Linked DNA regions of Homo sapiens: regions 1 and 3 are each linked to region 2. Evidence: chromatin contacts called from ENCODE Hi-C or POLR2A ChIA-PET data. All regions are on one chromosome and are shown on one strand. The core of a region is the stretch at or near the end of the contact, and the rest is flanking DNA. Distances in the headings are between cores, read along the strand shown.

Region 1 (3,410 bases), core at 343-2,842, 230 kb before region 2:
TGTTGGTCAGGCTGGGGGCTCCTCTTTTTCATTAAAGACCACCGAGCAGGCACCAGTGGCTGATGTTTAATTAATGTCTGGGCCAGGCATGGTGACTCATGCCTGTAATCCCAGCACTTTGGGAGGCCGAGGTGGGCACATCGCTTGAGCCCAGGAGTTCAAAACCAGCCTGGGCAACGGGGCAAAACCCCATCTCTACAAAAAATACAAAACAAAACAAAAAAATAGGTGTGGTGGTACACGCCTGTAGTCCCAGCCACCTAGGAGGCTGAAGAGGGAGGAGCATCTGAACTTAGAGGTCAAGGCCACAGTGAGCCATGATGGTGCCATTGCCCCATCTCAAAAAAAAAAAAAAAACTACATCCAGTTTACTTTTCTGTACTTTCGGCAGTGCATTTTCTAGAGGGAAGAACCGCAACTGCTTCAATGATTAATAGCAGAAGATTTGTCCAGGAGGAAGAACACACACACAAAATTTTAAAGTAGGTACAAGAATCTGGAAGTCACAGTCACCTCGGGCCATTCTGCAAAGGGGCAAAATGTTACCACGCCTCGACAGCCCCTGAGGACATCTCTGGTTTTAGCTTTAAAAAAACACTGTCACTCAAGTTGAGAGGGGTATGACTTAGTCACCAAAACAGTTAAATTAATACATCTCCAATTAGAGGAAAAAATGCTTCTCATGATCAAGTTGGTATGGCATTGCTTCTAGAAAATGGACATAAATAGAAGGTTTTATTTCCCGATGTTGGTAGGTGAACAAGGGGGTACTGAAAATGTTTTTCATGTCACACCAAGGCTAGGATTGAAATGAAGCCGGATTCAGAATTGGCAGTCTCTGCTTACCCATGCCAGCTTTGCCACTCAAATTTCTGAGTCATTATGGACAAGGCACTAAACCCCCTGAACCTCAGTTTTTCATCTATCAAGAAAAAGAGGCACTGACCTACCCCACCTTCTTGGAAATTTAAATAAGAAAATAGAAATGAAGTTGCTGTGAAAATTATAAAGTGCCATACTATATAGAGGTATAGAATTATCCTCCTCATCGAGGCGTTTGGCTACTAATTAACACTTGTTATCCTACTGGCCTTTGAAAATATAAAAGCAACATGTTTCTGATGCCCTTGAGATTCTCCTTTTAAATATTTGCAGATACAGCAGTTCTGAGGAACAAACTTGGCATCAACCAAACCATTCTCCCAAAAAGCATTTCAAGGTAAATCTTTTACTTGTAATTAAAAAATTTTTTTATATTCCTCTAACCACAATAGAGCATCTAGTTATGTTTTAGCAGCTCCTGGTGAGCACAACTCAGTCTTCAGCAACACCGACATATACGATGGCAATAATTTATCATCTCTGCAGTAGTTTAGTCCCAGATGGACCATTTACTAATTTATTTCCATATGTAACTGGCAGAGAGATTAATCAGGCTTCCAACTCCAAAACCTGAATTGCGCTTTATTCCCTTAACAGGCTAACTCTGGGCAGAAGAGGCACACATTTACACAGAAACCAAGAGTTCCTCTTAAAAAGCCTGTCAGCCTCAGATGCAAGCCTTACACACACGCGCGCGCATGCACACACATGCACGCACATCTTTCTTGAGACAGCTTGCTCCTATGTCAGCTTGGAGGGCTGGTTCTTTTCTCAGATCCTCATGGACTCCACACAGGAGCTGTGTCTGATACAACTGCAGGCAGGAGTAAAACGTAATGCCAAATGCAGTAAAGTTGCAGCCACATTCCCCTCCCTGTCTGCAAGGTCGGAGGCTCAGATTTCTGAAAACGAAGAGATCTTTTTTGCCACAGTGCTGCGCCCAGCTGGCCCAGTGATACGGTGCCCAGGCGCTGGGAGGCATGTGCTTTCTTTTTTCCACTCTTTTTAAGGGTCTGAACTTGCCTGAATTCAGCAGCTGCCGTGTCCTCAGCGACGGCTAATGAATTGTTAGCTTTGCTCCTGGTTCCCCTGAGCTCAACTCCCAGTCCACTTTTGTTTTTAATTCTATCCCAATGATATCAGCGTTTAGCAAAGAGTGGTGAACGGATTGTTGTTGGATGACGGTGTTTACATATAGAAAGCATGTCAGACATGGGCAGAAAGCACCAGCTGATCCCTGATGCCTTAAGTGGAACCCAAGGCCATGCCAAGAAGGCCTGGTAGACAGGAGCATGTGGAGGTATTGTCGGCTAAGCTAGGTCCACACACCTGGGGCGCTAACCAACTCTCTCGCTTTGAAGAAGTCACTTGGCAGTTCAGGTTTAAAATTCTCTCCTCTATAAAATGAATTTAGCTCCCTGAGGTTCCTTCTGGCTCTAAAATCTAGTGAGTCTATGAATATGAAAAAGATCAGCCATTCACCTGGTTTGTTCCATGAGTTTAGCCGATGACAAACAGCAGGAAGTTTGGAAGCATCTGAAAGTGGCTGAATGGGTCCAGATGCTTTTGGTGCTGTGACAGACACAGCCTTCGGAATCTCAGCAGCCAACAGATTCCTTTTGCTCAAAGAACAGAAGCATTTGACAACTGGTCCACAATGTATATCTTTACAAGGTTTTAAGAATTCAGTTAAATACAACAGTTCCATTACAGTATTATTCTAGGTATGGCGAATCCTACAAAAGTACATACGTCATGGCCCTTGTCTTTAATACATTTACATATTAGTTAAGGAGATACACTCCTAATCATTTTTGTTTTTTTTTGAGATAGCGTTTCACCCTTGTGGCCCAGGCTGGAGTGCAATGGCACGATCTCGGCTCACCACAGCCTCCGCCTCCCGGGTTCAAGCGATTCTCCTGCCTCAGCTGGGATTACAGGCATGCGCCACCACACCTGGCTAATTTTGTTTTTTGTTTTTTTTTTTTTAAGTAGAGACGGGGTTTTTCCACATTGGTCAGGCTGGTCTCGAACTCCCGACCTCAGGTGATCTTCCCGCCTCAGCCTCCCAAAGTGCTGGGATTACAGGCGTGAGCCACTGCTCCCGGCCACTGCTAACCTTAATACAATGCAATATGTGCTATGATCATTGACAAATAAATGGTTAAGTGAACGCGGAGGATGGAGAAATCATTTCAATGAAAGGGGGAGATCTGTAAGGTTTTACAGAGGAAGCAGAATTTAAGCTGGGCCTTGCAAAGCAAAGATGGGACTATAGGCATCTGGACAGAGGTAACGGTGAGAGCAAATGCCTATGTGCTTTCAAGTATGGTCAGGGCACAGAATTCAGGACCCATGGACAGGGGCACAGGATGCCCAAGGAAAAGAAAACACAGTGAGACGAGAAGCTGGAAAGAAACTCAAAGTGGAAAGCCCTGGATGCCAACCTTTCATCCTGTGGTCTCTGGGAATCTTCAGAAGTTCTGGGCAATGGAGACTCCAGATGAGCTCTGCCTCGGGAGGTTTAT
Region 2 (3,374 bases), core at 128-2,627:
CCACCTTCAGGCATAGCTGTATCAAGTGGCTCAAACAATGATAAGAGGGCTCTGTCTTTTGACTTTGATTGACTTCACTCTCAAGCAGAATCTCTCCAATCTCTCCAACACGGCTGCAAGGACCCCTGTCTGGCATCTTCAGCCTCCTGTGTTCTTTAGATCTCTGCATCCTAGGGCAAGGGAGAAGGACACTTCCCTCCACCCCTACCCCTACCCTTAGCTCTCAAGCAAACTCCCTATAATGATTTTGATTCACTTTGCTTGGGTTGCATTATATCGCAGCAATGGGGTGGGGTCACACTGTTGGCAGCCTTGCCAACATCACACAAAATGGGTGAAGTGGTCATTACCTTCAGATAGAAAAACAGGAGACAGGCGAGGCGCGGTGGCTCATGCTGTAATCCCAGCACTTTGGGAGGCCGAGGTGGGCGGATCATCTGAGGTCCAGAGTTCGAGACCAGCCTGACCAACGTGGAGAAACCCCGTCTCTACTAAAAATACAAAATTAGCCGGGCGTGGTGGCACATGCCTGTAATCCCAACTACTCCGGAGGCTGAGGCAGGAGAATGGCTTGAACCCGGGAGGCGGAGGTTGCTATGAGCCGAGATTGCGCCATTGCACTCCAGCCTGGGCGACAAAAGCAAAACTCCATCTCCAAAAAAAAAAAAAAAAGAAAAAGAAAAACAGGAGACCAGAGTAACATTTCACCTCGTCATGAACTTTCCCTGAGGGACTCTCATGACAGCAGAAAGAGGAAGCACGTGTCCTCTATCTAACAACCACAACCACCATAGTCTCATTCAGCAAGATTGACCCCCACCTTCCAGTTGGCCTGGGTTGAACAGGTGCCCAGCATTAGATCCAGAAGCCAGGAGAAAACAGCCAGATGCAACAGGCACACCCAGTCCCTGAAGCCCTCACTGGTCCCAACTACCCCAGGCCCTACCAGAAGTATCTGTGGAGAGGAGGGATGGAGGCGTTCAGCCCCCTTCTCCACTCCTAGACCCCCAGAGCAACTTCAGGGACTCATTTCAATAAGTATATTCCCAATTTATTTCTTTTTTTTCTCCCAGATCTAAATGATCATCATGATGGTGATGGAGGAAGCAGTGATAATGATGATGATGATGTCATAAAACTAAAATTATTGAGCACTAAGTACTGGTCAAGATGCTTTAGATACATCAGTTCATCGAATCCTCTCAACAACCTTGTTTTACAGGTGAGCGTTTGAGGATGGGTGATAAGGTCTCGCTGTGTCCATATCCAAATCTCATCTTGAATTGTAGCTCCCGTAATTCCCATTTGTGGTGGGAGGGACCTGGTGGGAGATAATTGAATCATGGGGGTGGTTTCCCCCAACTGTTCTCGTGGTAGTGAATAAGTCTCACGAGATCTGATGGTTTTATAAGGGGAAACCCCTTTTGCTTGGCTTTCATTCTCCTTCCTGCCGTGTTTGCTTCCCCTTCCTCCATGGTTGTGAGTTTCCTGAGGCCTCCCCAGCCACACTGAACTTGAGTCAATTAAGCCTCTTTCCTTTATAAATTACCCATTCTGGGGTAGTGTCTTTGCAGCAATGTGAGAACGGACTAATACAATGGGGAAATTAAGAAATGTACCCAAGGTCACATCTGGTAAAGGAAGAATGGGGCTTTGCACTCAAGCAGTTTCTTAACCAGTCGTGAAGATTCTTGTTAGTGGGGCACTTATGATGTGCCACATGCTTTACGTGAATTATCTCCTTTAACTTTCACAGTGGCCCAACAATACAGTGCCTATTATCATCCTTGCTTCATGAAGAAGAACACGAGGTTTAGGAGGGTTCACCCTCTCAGTCAAAGTCCCTGAAGTGCAGAACTTGGCCAACCCCACAGTGGACTGGCTTCTGCTAGGCAGTTGGGAGCCACTGCCATCTCCAAACAGCAGGAAGAGATGCTCAAAGCTGTGCTTTTGAAAAATCAATCTGGCAGTAGTGGAGAAGATACACTGTCTTTTCTCAGCTCAGCATACCAGTTGGAAGGCCTAACCACAGAGCCAGCAGGCGGCAGAGCTGGGGGTTAGATCCCACATCTACCTGATTCCAGCACCCTTGCTCGAATCCCCCAAACCTAGCTGCTTGAGGCCAGATGAAGGCTTCCGGCTTCACAAGTGCCCTTCCCTCACTGCGGGTGCATTGGCACCTCACTTCCTTGCCACACTTCCTCTTGTTTTGAACCACTATATTGGCTCATCTCAGCAGCAGACAGTTCCTCTGAATAGAGTATGCCCTGAAAAGTCAAAATCTACCACCAGCTGGAGCTGGTAAGGCTGCAGTACTTCCTGTTGAATCGGGTCTTGGGGCCAGAAACCACATTGTTATTTATACCCGAAGCTCTTTATTCACGGTGCTTTACAAAACAAAGAAGGGGCAGCCCCCTGTCTTATGGAGCCAGCAGACCCCAGAGATACAGAAGACAACAGACAATAATAAGCCCTCTCCCCTCTCCTTAAGCTGTAACTTCCATCCTGCCTGACCAGTCCCTGCCACTGCCCCTTTGTTTCTTCTATTACCTTCCTCTGAGCAGTCTTATTATGGAAATAGACTCCTAATTAACACATCAGGTTTCCGCTTTTCCAAAAAGTCTCTGAAATTGGCCCGTTTCATGATGTTGTTCACTCCAAACACCCCCTGCTATCTTTATTTTGTTCTGCTTTTCATCCTGGCTTATATCATTTATTTCTTTGTATTGAAAGCTTGTCAACTCATGGGACCTGGCATGTATTAATTAGGAGGATGGTCTGGAGCCCGACACAGCTTGATGGAAAGCCAGTCTGAGGGGGGAATTAGGCAGAGAATCAGAAAGAAGCTGAACCAAGCAGCAGAGGGGTAGATGGCTTAAGACCATGACCCAAATTTCAGACCCAGGGTGACCGACTGTCAGCCTTCTGGGCTGGGATTCTTCCCTTAAGCTAAGACAGTCTTCACTTTGTGCCATAAAAGTGCACGTCAGGTCTCACCTCTGTGCCGTTTGCTCAATGTGTACCCCCCTGCCGGGATGCCCTTCTTTCTCTTTTCTACCTACTAAGCTCTGCTGCTTTTCAAGGCCAAAATGAAGTCCCATCTCCCATAAAAAGCCTTCCGCGGCTCCTCCAGTCCTGAGCAACCTCCATTTTCATGACACTCTTGCAGGATTTGTAGCACATAATTTAGGCCTTGCTTATGTAGTCTTCTTAATGAGAACTGTCTTAGTCTCTCCAGCCACGTCAGAGAGAAACAGAGTTCAGGAAGACATAGGTTGAATAAGAAAGAAGCTTGTTTGCCCCTCTGGGGACAGCAGGAGGAGAGGGACAAGCTCAGCAGGCCCGTGCGATTGCACAGAAGCTGGCCTCCAGCG
Region 3 (3,473 bases), core at 11-2,510, 130 kb before region 2:
GCTCCTGCTCAGGCCATGTGACATGCCTGCTCCCCCTTTGCCTTCTGCCATGACTGTACATTTCCTGAAGCCTCCCCAGAAACCAAGCAGACGCCAGCATCATGCTTCCTGTACAGCCTACAGAACCGTGAGCCAATTAAACTTCTTTTCTTATAAATTACCCGGTCTCAGGTATTTATAGCAATGCAAGAATCACCTAATATAGGACAAAAAAAGCCCAGGAATCGTGACTTGGGTAAAGTAAAAATTCAGCAATGGGTGTTTGTCAGCTTTTCTGTTTCAGCATCCAGCAACTTAACAACCATCAACACCGCCCGATAGCACCAAGATAAAGGACAATTCAGGGAGTGCTCTAGGCTAACATCATGTTACGTAGAGAGCTCACTAATGGCCAGGTTAAATTCAGGAACAGGTCAGACAACCAGCAATCCTCCACAGATATCACCATGCCCAACCAAATACTGGAAAGGTGTTGGGTAGCAGTATATTTGTGGTTAAACTCCTGGTCAGTACCTGGATGGTAGCTCTCCTATATAGCTAGTTAAGTATGAAGATATGTGATTTAAGACATAGCAGGGGTAGGGCTGCTGTCTTCATGAAGAAGGATTTGGCAAAGATGGAAACCCAAGGCGTTAGATACCCAGGGGCAAAGCCAACGCTCCTCTGAAAAACAATGATTTTGGGACACTTTAATACCCAGACAACTGGGCCATCTAGTTCCCATGACTGAAATACTTCTAGCCTGGAATTTTGTGAAACCTAATCAAACACACATCTTTTAAAGGGTGTACAATGTCTAGCTTCTCACCATGCAACTTCTTAGTGTGCCCTCAAAGATTAACTAGTTGCAAAACATATGCCACAAATCTAGTGACTTGCTGTATGGTATTATTAACTATAAACCAAGTCAAGGTCGGGAAACATCTACCAAAAAAAAATTAAATATTTGAACTGCAGTCATTTTTTTTTCTGATAATAATTAACCAGCACAGCTGTTTACCATGTGCACTCCCAGATCATGAGACCAAAACACTCTTGCCCTTGTATGAGATGATGTGTTTTCCTAATATCTAGAAAAGACACACCCTTCTCTCCAGACCACTACCCAGACTTACAAAAGCATTTCAGATTTACCTACAGGTGTGAGTCACTTAAAAACACAATAAACTTGTCAGAACCTTTAATAACTTCCACAAAATCAAATCATTGATAAAAGTCAAATCAGTCTCATTTTGAAAAATCTCAAGATGGCAGAAGGCACCACCAGTTCCTTGAGCCTGGTCGTGGTAGTCCTCACAATTTGAGAATCCCACAGCCCATGCCAGGCCTCAGAAACATTTCCTATTCCCTGCTTCGACTGCATAAGGGGAAGAAGAAGAAAAAGCACACCCAGCCGAGGTCTATAGGCGAACAGTTGCGGCCGCACCATGCAGCATGAATCTGAAATGCTGTGAAGGCAGCCCAGGACTGGAAGTTGGATGCTTTCTACCCTGAAACCACCTAGCAACAGTCAAGATGCAGCTTCTTAAAATCAGCCATGAGAATGAATTGGGGGCGGGGGGGCGGGGGGTGCCTATTCCTAGTGATTTTTATTTTCCATAATAAGCAAATTCTGAGAAGGGCTGTGTGGTTGTATTCACATCACAAAGCTCCAAAGGCTATTTTAAGAGCACCCTGTTTCTGCTTAGGAGAGGAAGAGAAACTCAGCCCCTTCAGGCACCTCAGAGCTGTCCCAACTTCCCCTCCTGACTCCTCCTTTCTGAACAGTTTGGAAACAAGGCAGCTTGGCCAAAGAGGGCAGCAGTGCTTGGCACAGGGGAGGGACTGATGCCGGGCAGGCCCCAGGTTTCCTGGGCATCTAAGCAGCCGAAAGGAGAAGGAACCTACTAAGAGTTGGATATGGCACCAAGTCGATGTTACCATTTGAATCTACCCACCTGCCAATGACACACAATAGAGAACATTTTTTTTTTAAGCTCAAAAATGGAAAAAGGGCAGAGTATTTCAATGATTATGGAGATGGGCAAACCAATCAATGAATGATTCTTAAGCCTTCATGTTTGCCCTGTAAGCAAACTGAAGACGTGCAAGTCATCCTTTTGGCCCTGGGAGAGTTAACGTTAACCCACAGGGACAATGAGAAAGGGAGAGGAGACCCAGCAGATGAGAAAGATGGAGTAATTTCTGGAAGACTGAGGGTATATGGAAGAGTGACAGATGAACTCAGGCAGAAGGAGGAAAGCTGACACTCAAAAATTCCGGCAGAGGGGAGAACGGAGCAGAATCAAATGCATTCACCCCACTGAATCCTAAGAAGGCTCAGGAATCAGAGGCATCAGATACGGAGAAAGTGGGGATGACGTGTGGGAATTTAGTTAGACTAGTTGGGGCTCAGGAAACAATACAACAAAGTGGATGCTTCAGAAGTAGCCCCAGAAGCAAAGTCCCTCTCTGACTTTCTCCTGCTCTCCTGTCTCTCACCCCCTCATTTGCCCTCGAGGCAAGCCATAGAAACTAGAATTCCTCTTCCCCAAAGAAGGACATAGAAACCAGAACCCCTCTCCCCGAGAGTCAGCCGTAAAACCTAGAAATACATCTCTAACCTTCCCCTCCATCCCCACCTTTCTGTGCAAGAAATTCTCTGATTTACCTTGTCTGATAGTAGGTCATAAGACCCTCATTCCAGGGGAGGTCTACCCCCTACCTGGAGTGAAAGAATGCCACTCAGAGAGGCCAGGAAGAATCTGAACGGTCAGGCCTTGCTGGGGTCATTCTCTCCTTGTCCAATCACCGCTCTACACAACTATCCATTATGCATCAAACCTAAGCATAAAAATGGATAGCTTTCTCTGTATCTTTAGGTCTTCATTCCAAAGGCTCTTGTGTCACATAAGGCTATGATTAACTAAATTTGATATGGCTTACTCTTGTTAATCTGTCTTTTGGTATAGGAGTGTCGGCTGTGACCTTTACGACAGGCAGAAAAGGGATCGCCTTATTTCCAGCCTACAGAATCCACACTGAAAAGTTTGATCTTCATATTCTCAACCCTGGGAGCCACAGCTTGGAAGGGAGAAGAGATGAGACATCAGACTGAAAAGCAGAAGGCAAAAGCTAAACTTCGTGCACTGAATGGTAAGAGCCCGTGACCCTTGCCCACCTGGCTCCCAGAATGCCAGCACCCAGGTTTACATCCCCTACACAGGAGATTAGGAGATTCTTCTCTGAGAAGGAATGGCCCCAGAGGAAAACCTCCGGAGAGATACTGATATTTGAGGAACTGGCTCAAACATCCGACCACTCCACAGGGAAGCTCCCCAGTCCATGAGCAGCGCTACTCAGGCACACAGTATCCAATAAGCTCTTCTGAACCTTGTAAGATTCATTTCAATATGAAAACGAAATTCAGGCATCACCAGGAATTTAAGGAACATCTACACTGTGAAAGTCAGACATCTAAACAAACAGGAAAG

The links. Hi-C counts contacts between places; a loop is a spot of excess contacts on that map. ChIA-PET counts read pairs that join two places held with the same protein, here RNA polymerase II (POLR2A). Pooled maps may share reads with other maps.
Region 1: a map with no recorded cell type shows a loop between it and region 2 (2.4-fold over the local background). The contact joins two enhancer-like sites. A Hi-C loop is called at or near these places in 1 of 37 single-sample maps with no recorded cell type. POLR2A ChIA-PET finds 5 or more read pairs at or near these places in 2 of 52 experiments (B cell and activated B cell).
Region 3: a map of CD4-positive, alpha-beta T cell shows a loop between it and region 2 (2.3-fold over the local background). The contact joins two enhancer-like sites. A Hi-C loop is called at or near these places in 1 of 168 maps with a recorded cell type or tissue (CD4-positive, alpha-beta T cell) and 4 of 50 pooled maps. POLR2A ChIA-PET finds 5 or more read pairs at or near these places in 5 of 52 experiments (CD4-positive, alpha-beta T cell, CD8-positive, alpha-beta T cell, H1 and 2 more).

Annotation. Positions count from the first base shown.
Region 1 is chr14:89,488,284-89,491,693 of GRCh38, forward strand. It overlaps a transcript of FOXN3 not described here. Among named protein-coding and RNA genes, the nearest start is that of FOXN3-AS1, 73 kb to the left of the region's middle. Within about 2 kb of position 1,593, at least 5 of the 41 ENCODE cell types and tissues checked have a DNase peak (open chromatin) inside an H3K27ac peak, as active enhancers do.
Region 2 is chr14:89,718,779-89,722,152 of GRCh38, forward strand. No RefSeq gene overlaps it. Among named protein-coding and RNA genes, the nearest start is that of FOXN3-AS2, 140 kb to the left of the region's middle. Within about 2 kb of position 1,378, at least 14 of the 41 ENCODE cell types and tissues checked have a DNase peak (open chromatin) inside an H3K27ac peak, as active enhancers do.
Region 3 is chr14:89,588,176-89,591,648 of GRCh38, forward strand. It overlaps a transcript of FOXN3 not described here. Among named protein-coding and RNA genes, the nearest start is that of FOXN3-AS2, 14 kb to the left of the region's middle. Within about 2 kb of position 1,261, at least 6 of the 41 ENCODE cell types and tissues checked have a DNase peak (open chromatin) inside an H3K27ac peak, as active enhancers do.